2 separate regions of the Mus musculus genome follow, and region 1 is linked to region 2. The links are chromatin loops, found by intact Hi-C in ENCODE. Cell type or tissue: gastrocnemius. All regions are shown on one strand. Links, peaks and the distances in the headings refer to the core of each region. The heading gives the core; the rest is flanking DNA.

Region 1 (6,118 bases), core at 384-5,383, 100 kb after region 2:
CCAGAAGACCCAAGTTCAATTCCCAGCACCCACATGGAAGCTGACAACCATCTGTAACTCCATTTCCAGAGGATCCAACATGCTACATTTAGCATCTACAGACACTGTATACATGTGATGTACAGATATACACATAGGCAAAAAATTTATACACATAAACAAAACAAAACAAAACAAAACAATAAACAAAGAACAAACCCTCCAGCAGGGCATGGTAGTGCCTGCCATTAATTCTAGCAGTTGGGAGGCAGAGACAAGCAGATCTCTGTGAGTCTGAGGCCCTCCTGGTCTTTGGGAGAGAGTTACAGGACAGCCAGGATTACACAGAGAAACCCTGTCTCAAATCAAAAAACAAAACAAACAAAACAAAAGACCAAAACACCAGGATGGTCGCTGTGACTCAGTCCTGGAGGGGGTGGGGGAGGCAGAGGAGAGATTCAAGGTCATCCTCGGCTATACACAAAGTCCAAGACTAACCCCCAGCATGATTCGCCAAAGACAAAAAAAAAAAAAAAAAAAGGTGGGGGGGGGGAGAGCAATAAGTACAAAGAGACCAGAAATGAAGTTATGAAGGTTTGAAAAGTGGGTCTTCTTAAAGCAAGACTGGAGAGATAAAGAAAAATGTGCACAGTTAACTAGTAGAGGATTTATTTTATTGAAGAAGAAATAGTTTGCAATGTTCTTTTTAAGTTTTTACTTCTTTGTTTGGTTTGGTTTTCAAGATAGAGTTTCTCTGTGTAGCCAGATGAGGCTGGCCTCAAACTCAGAGATCTGCTCTGTCTCTCCCTTGAAGCACAAAGTTACCTTTAAGACGTGCTATTTACAAAGTTTCTTTGCAATACAGCAATCCGTCTTACAGCCATTTAATAACTCAGGAAACAAAGTAGCAACACAGAGGAAACAGCCCTGAGGCAGAACTGTTTTCTTTTGTGCCTCCCAATATTTACCATAATAGGTCATTTAGATCCTAAAAACCATAGCACAGGGAGTACAGAATTAGGCAAGCTCTGGCTGGTAGTCAGGCCCCCTAGCCACAGTCATTCCCTCTTCGACTCTCCAAGAGTTGAGCAGCACAGGCTTGCCCTGAGACTCCAAAAGGCTGAAGGGTTTACCCTGAGGATCCAGACCCCAGGTACCTTGTTTTGAGAGAGGGTCTCATCGTGTGTGTAACCCTGACCCCCCTGAAGCTGCAATGCTGACCAGCTTGCCTTTCCAGTTGAAGGCGGTGCCGCCAGGCCTCCAGCAAGACTCTTCCAAGACTGCGGGCTTCTTAGCCTTCTCCAGCATTAGTTCACCAGAAACGAAGGTCAGGCAAGATGGCTCAGAGGGGAAAGCGTTTCATAAGAAAGCCTGAGTTCCACCCCTGGCACCAACCATGGAAGGGATAAAGGCTCTCCAGAAAGCTGTCCTCTCAACTCTGCCGCAGGCATATCACACAAAATCATTGCAATTTTTAAAAAAGTAAAAATGAATGTTAAGGCAAACTCTGACCACGAGAAAGCTGCTGGGTGAGTTAAATTTTCCCCTCCCAAAGCATGTTCAGGCACCTGTTTCATCTTTTCTGCCCAAGGACTAGAGTTATATTTTCTAAAGACAGAAGTGAAGGCTTGTTTTTTTTCTTGTGCCAGGAAACTGAGCCAGAGGCCAGGGTCCTAAGGCAACAAATCTAAACTGGAGTAGTCAGAACTTCAAAGCTAAAAGTGTGCAAGGAGACACAGCATAGCAGAGATGAAAATTTTCACAGCAAGCACATTTTGCAATTCTTAATTTTCTCCATCTCTCTTCTCTCTCCTCATCCCTCCTTCCCTCTCTTCATTATTGCTTAAACCAAGCTCTCTAGTCTCTATCACTAGCTTAGTGGTCATTGAAGTGTTAGTAGCCACTGATTAATGTTTTACCTCCAGCCTTAGCGTTTTCATATGACTGATAGACTCTAAACCTAGGCCTTTTTTTTTTTTTCCCGAGACAGGGTTTCTCTGTGTAGCCCTGTCCTGGAACTCACTCTGTAGACCAGGCTAGCCTCAAACTCAGAAATCTGCCTGCCTCTGCCTCCCGAGTGCTGGGATTAAGGCGTGGGCCACCACGCCTGGCAACCTAGGCCTTCCTTAAGCAAAGCATTCTGTTGCAAAGAAGTGCAACTGAGGGCTGGTGAGATGGCTCAGTGGGTAAGGGCACCTGACTGCTCTTTGGAAGGTCCAGAGTTCAAATCCCAGCAACCACATGGTAGTTCACAGCCATCCGTAACGAGATGTGAACTCCCTTTTCTGGAGTGTCTGAAGGCAGCTACAGTGTACTTACATATAATAAATAAATAAATCTTAAAAAAAAAAAAAAAAGAAGTGCAACTGACTAAAAAAAAAAAGCTTTATTTAGTTTTATATATGTGAGTGCATTGTTACTGTCTTCGGTGTTCCTAACAGCTGAACCATCTCTCCAGCCCAGCAATTGTTTTTTTGAAAAAGGCTTCACGCCCATTCTTGCTGCAGACCTGCACTGTGGATCTCTGACATCGCGTGCACGTTTACAAACAATGCGAAGTCTACAGAAGTGGGATGATGAAGTCAGCCACGGCTTTAAGTCGAACACTAATCTTAACGATGCGAAAATGAGAAAGAACACCCTTCAAGAGCTGTGTTAATACAAATGGGAATTAACTCGGGGATAAGCAAGGCTCGCGCTCTCCACAGCGGATCCCGGGCAGTGATCATCAGTCCGTCGGAGAGGTGCAGGCGGCGTGGGTTTGCTCGGCGGCCTTCCTCCCTGCCAGCGCCCCCGGCGTCCCGCTTACCCGGCTGGACGCCGCATCCCTGTGATCCGTAGGGCGCTCACGGGCCAACCTAACGCCGCCGCCGCCGGAGAAGGACCGGCAGAGAAGCCGGCGAAGCGCTCTGCTTCCGGGCCGCAAAGCCGCCATGGCCCGCGCGTACGGCAGGATCGCGACAGTGGAAAGGTTGGCGTTACGGCGGCGTCGCAAAGCCCGAGCCGACGCGCGGCGAGGCCGACCGTGCGCATTCCCTGGGACGGACGCCGGGCGGCGGGGCCCGCGCGGGACGAGGAGAGGACAAGTTTTCCCCGGGCTCACTGCTGACGGGCCCGCTCTGCGAGGACGGCGACAACGCTGCGGAAGTGTAGGTGGCGGGGCGCGATGGCGCGTGCGGCCCAGGTGAGCGTGGGGCGAGGGCGCGAGCTCCGTTCTCCCGGCCTCGGGCGCTCCGCCGCCCTCGCTGCGCAGGCCCGCGCCCGCCGCGCGCCCATTGTGAGGTCAGGCGGCGGCGCGTCCGGCCGGGCCGAGACCCGGGAGCGGCCGCCGCGGCCAGTAGCTGCCGCCGCCTCCGCCGGCCCCTTCACCGGCTGCCCGGGTCAGACCTAGCCGGGAAGGGCGAGGGGGGATGCCGCTGGGGGCACCGCTGCGGTGCCGCTCCCCGTGAAGGGCCGATCTCCCACCTCGCAGCCCCCCGCGGCAGCCAAGACCGCCGCCGCCCAGACCTCCCGGGGTAAAAGCTCTGCGAGGGCCGGGCTTGGACCCTCCCGGGGACTGAGTTCTGTGGCCTGCCCGCCAGAAGTGAGCTGTTTGACAGAAACCTGAGAGCGTGGGAAATGCTCTAAGCGCACATACCGGGAGGCGAGTGACCGAGTTAATCGCAGTCGGCAGGTTTGGGCGGCGGGTATTTGAAGTCAGGGTGAGGATTTGGAAGTTTCGTAGCTCCTCTTTCAGAAAAGTAGAAAGTTAGCTAGCTGTCTGGACGAATGGTGCTCCTGTGAGTGTGGAAGAGCTACTGTTAACTTCCAAACTGGTTCCAGAGAGTAGATTAGGATGGGGGGGGGGGGGATCTAAGGAAATTGTGTTGCTAACCTGGTGGGTTGACTAGAATGGCAGTGTACGCAGCTCGCTCTCATGGTTTAAGACAGAATTCATAGGCCTAGACATCCACCCAGGCTGGATCATGAGGACCTTCTGTCTGTCGTTCAAATCCCTACCGTGTTCCCCTATTTCCGTTTTGCTTTGAATTCTTAGGGTCACCAAGTAGCCCATGGTGATCTTGAATTCGTAGTTCCCTTTCCTCTGTATCCCCGACGCTAGGATTGTAGGGATACACCAGCACACCGGTGAGCTTGCTTTGTTTTGTTCCTGTCCAGCTGTTTTCAGGAGAGGGAGTTGACATGTCACATCTTCCCTTTCCTCAAGCAACCTTTTACACCTTTGACGAAACCTTTTGTGTATTTTGGTGCATGCCCAGGTGCCAGAGTTTGGCCTCCCTGCCCGCCCACCATCATTTCCTTGGTGTCCTTTGACTTTGGCTTTTGAAGTGGGGCTTCCCATGGTCCTGAAGGTCCTCGGTTAGGCTAACCTGGGCTGGCCAGTGAATCACGAGATCCATCTATCGCCGTCTCCCCGGCACTGGCTTGCCTGGCTTTTCTGTTTTACTTCATGGGCGTTGGCGCTTCGCCTGCATGGATGTCTGTGCATCACTGTGTGCCTGGTGCCTCTGAAGACAGAAAGGGAATCAGATGCCCTGGGACTGGGGTTACCTGTGTGGTCATGCACTGTCATGTGAGTGCTGGTAATCAAACCCAGGTCCTCTAGCCAGCACCTTTAACCACTGAGCCCTCTCTCCAGCTCCGCCCCAGCTTTTTTTTTTCCACATGTGTTCTGGAATTCCAGCTTGGACACTTGATGAAAAATTATCTCCACAGCCCGAATGAGCCCTTTTAACAAGTGTACTAAGAAGGAGTGTTTAGAGTGGGTTCTTGTCCTGCAGAGACTAATACGTTATCATTCTTGCTATCTTTCAGTGCTTGTGAAACTGAACACAGAAGTATGGATATGGGAAACCAACACCCCTCCATTAGTAGGCTTCAGGAGATCCAGCGGGAAGTAAAGGCTATAGAGCCGCAAGTGGTCGGCTTCAGCGGCCTGTCGGATGACAAGAACTACAAGAGGCTGGAGAGGATTCTGACCAAACAACTTTTTGAAATTGACTCTGTGGATACGGAAGGAAAAGGAGATATCCAGCAAGCTAGGAAGCGGGCGGCACAGGAGACAGAACGTCTCCTCAAGGAGTTGGAGCAGAATGCCAACCACCCACACCGCATCGAAATCCAGAATATCTTTAAGGAGGCTCAGGCCCTTGTGAAAGACAAGATTGTGCCCTTTTACAGCGGAGGCAACTGTGTGACTGACGAGTTTGAGGAAGGCATCCAGGACATCATTCTGAGGCTGACGCACGTGAAGACCGGAGGGAAGGTCTCCTTGCGGAAAGCCAGGTACCGCACGCTCACCAAGATCTGCGCGGTACAGGAGGTTATTGAGGACTGTATGAAGAAGCAGCCGTCCCTGCCACTGTCTGAGGATGTGCATCCTTCAGTGGCCAAAATCAACTCTGTCATGTGCGAGGTGAACAAGGCCAGAGGGACGCTGATCGCACTTCTGATGGGCGTGGACAGTTCCGAGACTTGCAGGCACTTATCCTGCGTGCTGTCAGGACTGATTGCTGACTTAGATGCTCTAGATGTGTGTGGGCGTACAGAGATCAGAAATTATCGGAGGGAGGTGGTGGAAGATATCAACAAATTACTGAAATACCTAGACTTAGAAGAGGAAGCTGACAGTACACATGCATTTGACCTGGGACAGAACCATTCCATTATAAAAATAGAAAATGTTCTCAAGAGGATGAGAGAGATAAAAAATGAACTTCTCCAGGCGCAGAGCCCTCCTGAGTTGTACCTGAGGGCCAAGACAGAGCTGCAGGGCTTGATCGGACAGCTGGATGAAGTGAGTCTGGAGAAAAACCCCTGCATCCGGGAGGCCAGGAGGAGGGCGGTGATTGAGGTGCAGATCCTGATCACGTACCTGGACCTGAAGGAAGCCCTCGAGAAGAGGAAGCTGTTCCCATGTGAGGAGCACCCCCCACACAAGGCCGTGTGGGAGATCCTTGGGAACCTGTCTGAGATCCTGGGCGAAGTCCTTTCATTTGGTGGAAACCGAACTGATAAGAACTACATCCGTCTGGAGGAGCTACTGACCAAACAGTTGCTGGCTCTGGATGCCGTTGACCCACAGGGAGAAGAGAAGTGTAAGGCTGCCAGGAAACAGGCTGTGAAACTGGCCCAGAAC
Region 2 (6,118 bases), core at 311-5,310:
TCTGCACTTTACAACTGTGAAAACTACAGCCTGGCACTGGATCCGGAACTTCATCCCGACTCTTACCCGGCTCTCGGCCAGCCGTGGGAGGGAAGCCTCCCACAGGGCGATGGTTCCAGAGCTAGAACACACAAGGAGGCTCCTGCAGCCGTGGGAGGAGCACAAGGCGAATCCTAACACTTGTGGAATCCCAGCCTTTCCCAGTTAGATCAATCGCCCTTCCCCCAGGAACAACTAAGATGTTCACAAGCAGCACCCCAACTCTGGGGTTCAGCACCAGGCCGGGCTTGGCAGGCGCTGCAAAACCCCATTCTTTTCCCCATAAAGCACTTGCTGAACGGGGTTCTCAGGCTGCAAGGGGAGCTGAGGCCTGAATCCTGACTGGACTGGAGAGTGCCCCCCCCCCCATCAGGCCCTGGGCTCCACCCTCCCTACAGTGGGAGTTTGCCACCTATGCTTGTCCAAGCATCTCTCAGTCATGGTCACCCCTGCAAAGCCAAGCCTGAGACACTCACAGAGTCGGCGCCCTTCTCCTCGGCACTCCAGTCAGAGCAACCTCTCCTCCCTGCTTGGCACAGACATGGAGTTCTGTCAAGCTATCCAGACTTATGGGGATGTACCACAAACACTGTAAATTTTAAAGTTTTACATAAAGATTTCATCAGGTGTCAATCGGGGGAAACATCTACCTTAAAGGACCCCCTGTAGAGCAGGAGGAATGTTGAGATAGCTCCTCTAGAGCCCCGGCCTAGAGCCAGTGAACACTTTTCCCACTCGGCTTCCCACCCCACTGGCCTCCTCCACCCGCCCCAAATGTGCCCCTTATTCCAATCTAGGCATTATTGGCCTTTCCTGGAAACAGTTATGTCTGACCAGTTCTAGACTCATTCACAAGCAATTTATTCCGCTGAGCCACCTCCCCAACACCCACTCCGTCCAGGGGCTGGAGTCCAGGTTGTATTCCAACATACACACACACACACACACACACACACACACCCTTTTTTTTTGTCTTTTTAAGACAGGGTCCCACTGTATAGCCCTGGCTGGCCTGGAACTCACTACCCTGAACTCAGACACCTACCTACACCACGAATGATCACGCTGGCCCATTCCTAAGCCCACACCCACTTCAGGGACGCTAAGTGCACTCGAGGGTTGTGCTCAGTTATCTTTGCACCCAAGAGGAACTATGTGCTCAGATGCCTAAGTACAAAGGTAAAGTGCAAAACTGAGGGCACAACCAGGAGGGCAGGGACGGCTCAGTGACACACCTGGTATAGCCAGGGGCTCTGAGTACAAGATGAACCTTCTCCTTCAGGGCTCTCAGGAACTTCAGAGTTTGGGGGGTGGGGTGGGGTGCAGAGCAACAGCAGCCAGGCTACAACCTTCTGGCTGCACGCACGGGTGGCTCTCCAGTCCCTGTTTCAAGAACACTGGACCTCACTCTAAGAAGCCGCTGGCCTCGGCCACCTGTGGATGAGCTCTCAAGGGGAAAGAAGAGCAGCTGATTAGAATTCCAAGCAGGGACTCTAACTTAAAAAATTTGGGAGGAGGCCAGGTGTGGTGAAGCACATCTTTAACTCAAGAGGCTGAGGGAGGAGGAGTTCGAGGACAACATAGCAACAGTGTGTGGTAGAGGCGTGTGGTAGTGCATGCCTAGCACTCTGAAGGCAGATCTTATGAGTGCTAGGCCAAGGACGGGGAGGTGGGAGGGGGAGAGGGGAGGAAGGGAAGGAGAGGGAGAAAGGGAAGGAGGGAGAGAAACAGAAACATGGATGAATTTACACGAGCCATTAAGATAGCTCACCAAGTAAAGGCACGTGCCGCCACACCTGAGACCTGAATTCCGTCCCTGGGACCCAGATGGTTTAAGAAAACTCTCTTCTACAAATTATCCTCTGATCTACACACCAGCGCTGTGACATTGGGGACAAAGGCACATACACACATGAATAAATGAAGAAAAGTTGTTTCAAAGTTTATCAAAGTCGCCAGTACTTTCGTTGGTGTCTTTTAAAGATATTTAATTTGCTTTGAAATAAAATCGCATGGAATGCGTGAATTGCTCCTATTTTCTCCCAAGTGGCCAAGCTTTGCAGAGTTTAGAACTTCGAAGATTGCAAACCCTTTGGCACCGTTCCTCCGTGGGCAGGTGGAGGCGGACTCCCTCACCCTCGCCCCACGGACACACTCCAGCCCCAAACTCGCGCACGGCTCACGGGTGAGCCGCTCCACCGCTCCCCCTCGGGCCTCCCCGGGGCTCCGCACCGCGCAGCCAATGACCGCCAAGGAATGGAAAACGCCCCACAGCGCAGAAGGGACAGCGGGAACGCCCGGAGGGGAGCCGCGGCCGAGCGTCCCTAGGACGGAGGCGGGAGACGCCCCGGCTCGGGTTGGGGACCCGGGGGCTAGGACGCACCTCCTTGTCCGGAACCCACTGCGGCTCCTCCAAGCCGAAAGGGCTTCCGAAGGCGCGGTGCTCCGGCACCATGCGCAGGCCACTTGGCGAGCGCACAAGCTTCTTGGCGTCGCGACGCGCGGCCACCCCCGAGGACATGTCTCCGCCTGAGCCCCTCACGCCACCGCCCGCGCTGAGCCCACACAAGGCGCCACCCCGCCCCGCCCGCAGACACGATGACAGCTCCGAAGCCCAATCCGCAGCCAGAGCTCGTAATATGAACCAATCGGAGAGTAGTATCCGCCCCAGAGTCGCCCTTCTCCAATCCGTGCAAGGATCCCGCCCCTACGGCTGGCCACCAATCGGCGGTGAAGACCGGAGGGGCACCCTCGCCCCTCTAGGGAGAGTGTGACTTCGGATTGGCCAATTAGTCAGCCACGTAGGCGCCTCTTCGTTTCTTCTGGGTGGAGCAGACTCGGACTCTGGCCTCTCATTGGAAGAGAAGATTGAGATGGGCGGGGCTTCAGGAGCGGGCGGAGCGCGCGGGAGACTTGCGGGGTCGCTGATCCGGGAGGTGAGTTAGCTGATCGCGAGTGGCCGAACATGGGGTGGCGGGAGAGGACAGAGGACACTGTGGGTTTCGAGCGCCCCAGGTCGGGACTCAAGAACGAGCTTCCCCAGCGGGGCACCCCTTCAAGCCCGTAGCGGGGTTTGAAGGAATCGAACTGAGCGCGGGACCTGCTTTCCGCACTAGAGTCCCAGGCCAGCCACAGCGTGACCACTCGCTGCAGATTTGATCTGTGACTTTTGTTTTTCTTGTGGTGTTCGTAAGGACGAGTCACATTGTGCGTGTAGCCTAGGCTGGCCTTGGATTCAGCAGTCCTGCCTCAGCCTTCCTCGCACTGATACAGGTGTGAGCCACCGCGCGCGCCTCACCCTCTAGCTTCTTTGGGTAATTGGCCAAATCAGCTACCCAGGAGCTTTGCTCTCTCTCTGACACAATTGGACACACTCTAGCCCAGTTGGAGGGATGAGCTGGTGTAACCCTACTTCTCCGGAAGGCAGGCGGCCAAGTGGAGCATGGAGCTCTGTGCTTTTGTCTGAGACACAGGTTCTCAGTGTTGAAGTAGAAGTTGCTCAGTGGCACTTTGTAAAGCAAGGTTAGCTGCCTCAAGGCCTTGGCATTTGCGGGTGCACAGATAGAACCCGCCCCTGACTATGTCCTCTGTCCAGTCTCCACCAAGCCCTGTGATTGCTCTGGTTCACCACTGGACGCTGTAGCGATGGCTTGGGGGACCTTTGAGTTCTGGTGCCAGAGCTTTGTGTCTGAAAGCATGTTCTCCCTTCCCTCCTGCCCTGTGTGGTGTGGTGTATGTGTGTGTGTTGTATGTACATACGTGTATGTCCGTTTGCATCCGTACTGATGTGTGTGCGTGTGTGGAAGGCAGATGTCTGACATATATTCCTCCATCACTTGCCCTACGAACCCAAAGTCCACAGATTCAGCCTGTCGGCCTGCTCTGAGGAACTTGTCTCTGCCTTCTGAGCCCTGGGATTACTGGCAGCCCACCAAACCTGCCCAGCACCAGATCTCACGTCCTCGGCCTCCTCAAACTTGGCTCCTGAGCCACTCCACCCCATCCTTAGTGCCTCTTGGCACTGTCATTTGAACCCATTGCAGTGTACTGTAGGACACGCCTTTCCTCACACTGGCCTGGTGCTGTCCCCTCCGGGCCCCTTTCGGGAGACTTTCTCTGTGCTTTCTGGTACGGTGGAGCTGCCTCTTCTGTTGTTCTCTGACCAGGTTCAATTTCTCCCACCATCCTTCAAAATCCCAAACTCACAAAAAGCTGGGGAATGCTGAGCAAGACCCCTCTATGCCCCAGGAAGTTGAAGGGGAGCAGCAAGGGGCAGCTACCTTGTCCCACCCCCCCCACCCCCACACCCCCACCCCCCCGCACTGACACCTTCAGGATGTTGACTACGGCTGAATTAGTTCTGTGCCAACATCTGGAGTGAACCTAGGCTTCCAGACTGCCTAGTCCTCCTCAGGGTTGACGGTGCACGCAGGAGCACCATCCTTAGCTCTCATGGACCGGGAGACACCTGTCCTCGGCGCTCAGTGGGACACCTAACCACACTTTGGCTTCGGACCGCCCTGTGTGTCACCTTCCCACAGGAAGTCTGAGTTGGTGTGTGTCACCATCCGTCGCTGTGTGCCTGTCAGCTCTGCTGTGTGCTGTCACCGTCAGCTCTGCATGCCCCTGCTGAGACCACTTAGGAATGGACTTGGATCAGCTGGACCTAAACCCCCGAATTACTGCTGCGGTTAAGAGGGGTATGTGTGTGGTGAGCAGGGCACACAGGCACTGTGGGCAAAACAAGCTGCACTCTCTGCACCACCCACGCCTAGCGGCTTCTCTCCTTTTCAAAGCGGGGTTGGTTGGTCTCGCAAGGGGCACCTTTGGCACCTGAGTTCCCAGAGGGCTGTGGCTGCAGAGGGCGAGCTGCTCAGCCCGCATGTTCCTGGCAGCTCTTTCTGCCACTGTGTGAACTAGTTTGATATATCTGCAATGTATTATTTTTTTCTTTTTCATTTTTCTTTCTTTTTAATTGCAACAGGGTCTCACTGTGTAGCCCTAGCTGGCCTGGAACTCACTTGTAGACCAGCCTGGCCTTGAACTCACAGAGCTCCTCCTGCCTCCATCTCCCAGTGCTGGGAGCAATAATTTCTTTTGCTAACTGGTTTGAAAGTAAAAAGTAAATGCAAGCCCAGAACAGAACTGGTTTCCTCCTCAAGCAGCAAGCAGTAGGCCTTGGTCATTACTGTGTGCCGCCCATTGCTTCCTGCCTGGCCCGGCCTGCTTGCATCCTGGCTCCATCCGCCTCTTTGCTTACCCTGGCCTGGCTTGGGGACTCAGAGTTGATTCTCCCTTGGCCCTCTCTCTGTTTGCCACTGTCAGTCAACTCCAGAGCTTTGTACGTGGTCAAAAGGCACTCTTTCATGTCACACCCCCAACTCTACATTCATGCTTTCTTGTTTTTAAAATACAGGGTCTTGCTGTGTAGCTTAAACTGGCCTTGAATCCTGGGTGCAAGTGACCCTCCTGTCTCAGCCTTCCAAGTAGTTGGGACTGTGGACAAAGGGTGGGACAGGGCGACAGTCACATCTTCATAGCACTCAGGATTCGCTCTCTGGCTCCTACTGCTGCTGACAAGAGAGTCAGGCCCAGTTACGAGGGTGCAGCAGCGCCAGCAGGACCCTCCCTCCCTTCCCTCTCCATCCACTAGTCGCATTCCCCAAGATTTTGTGGGCGAATCCAGAATTGGTGTCCCAGATCTGGAGGCCCAGCTCCATCCCCACCTCCCACTCTGACTGAGTGGTCTATCCCTGTGACTTCAGGCAGACTGAAGTCAGTGAAGGAGATTCTGTGCTACTCCGGACCAGACTTGCAGCGGCTCACCGGCCTGCCCAGCCACGATGTGCAGTGCCTGCTGAGAGCTGCCTCTCTACACCTTCGGGGAAGCCGCGTCCTCTCAGGTGAGCACCTGGGCTGGGGTGCTTGGAGCGCAGGCCTGGGTAGACTTGTGGGGAACAATTTCACAGCACACTAGGAACCTAGGATAGGTAGCCCAAGTGACTTGTCCAAAGCCCACAAAGAAGGGCCCACATAGCAGAACAGTAGGGTCTCATGGCTTCAGCTTCTCTACAGAGTC

Evidence for each region. Hi-C counts contacts between places; a loop is a spot of excess contacts. Peaks named below come from ENCODE experiments on the same cell type or tissue, not always from the same donor. Only the 100,000 strongest peaks of a DNase experiment are listed, where the experiment ranks them.
Region 1: it touches region 2 in a loop (13-fold over the local background); 1 of 42 quality-filtered maps calls a loop at or near these places.

Annotation. Positions count from the first base shown.
Region 1 is chr12:111,710,089-111,716,206 of GRCm38, reverse strand. Bag5 (BCL2-associated athanogene 5) reads left to right here and starts at 2,951. Exons shown (of 2, transcript NM_027404.2): 1 at 2,951-3,163; 2 at 4,795-6,118. The coding sequence starts at 4,820. Coa8 (cytochrome c oxidase assembly factor 8) reads right to left here and starts at 2,938. Exons shown (of 5, transcript NM_026511.2): 1 at 2,789-2,938. The coding sequence starts at 2,914. In gastrocnemius, for the core only: a CTCF peak has its summit at 3,041; DNase peaks (open chromatin) are centred at 3,010 and 3,431; H3K4me3 peaks cover 3,370 bases; H3K27ac peaks cover 2,862 bases.
Region 2 is chr12:111,810,682-111,816,799 of GRCm38, reverse strand. Xrcc3 (X-ray repair complementing defective repair in Chinese hamster cells 3) reads left to right here and starts at 2,921. Exons shown (of 8, transcript NM_028875.3): 1 at 2,921-2,975; 2 at 4,581-4,739; 3 at 5,805-5,942. The coding sequence starts at 4,685. Zfyve21 (zinc finger, FYVE domain containing 21) reads right to left here and starts at 2,630. Exons shown (of 7, transcript NM_026752.4): 1 at 2,423-2,630. The coding sequence starts at 2,560. In gastrocnemius, for the core only: no CTCF peak of the experiment used is centred there; DNase peaks (open chromatin) are centred at 2,773 and 3,397; H3K4me3 peaks cover 3,354 bases; H3K27ac peaks cover 2,820 bases.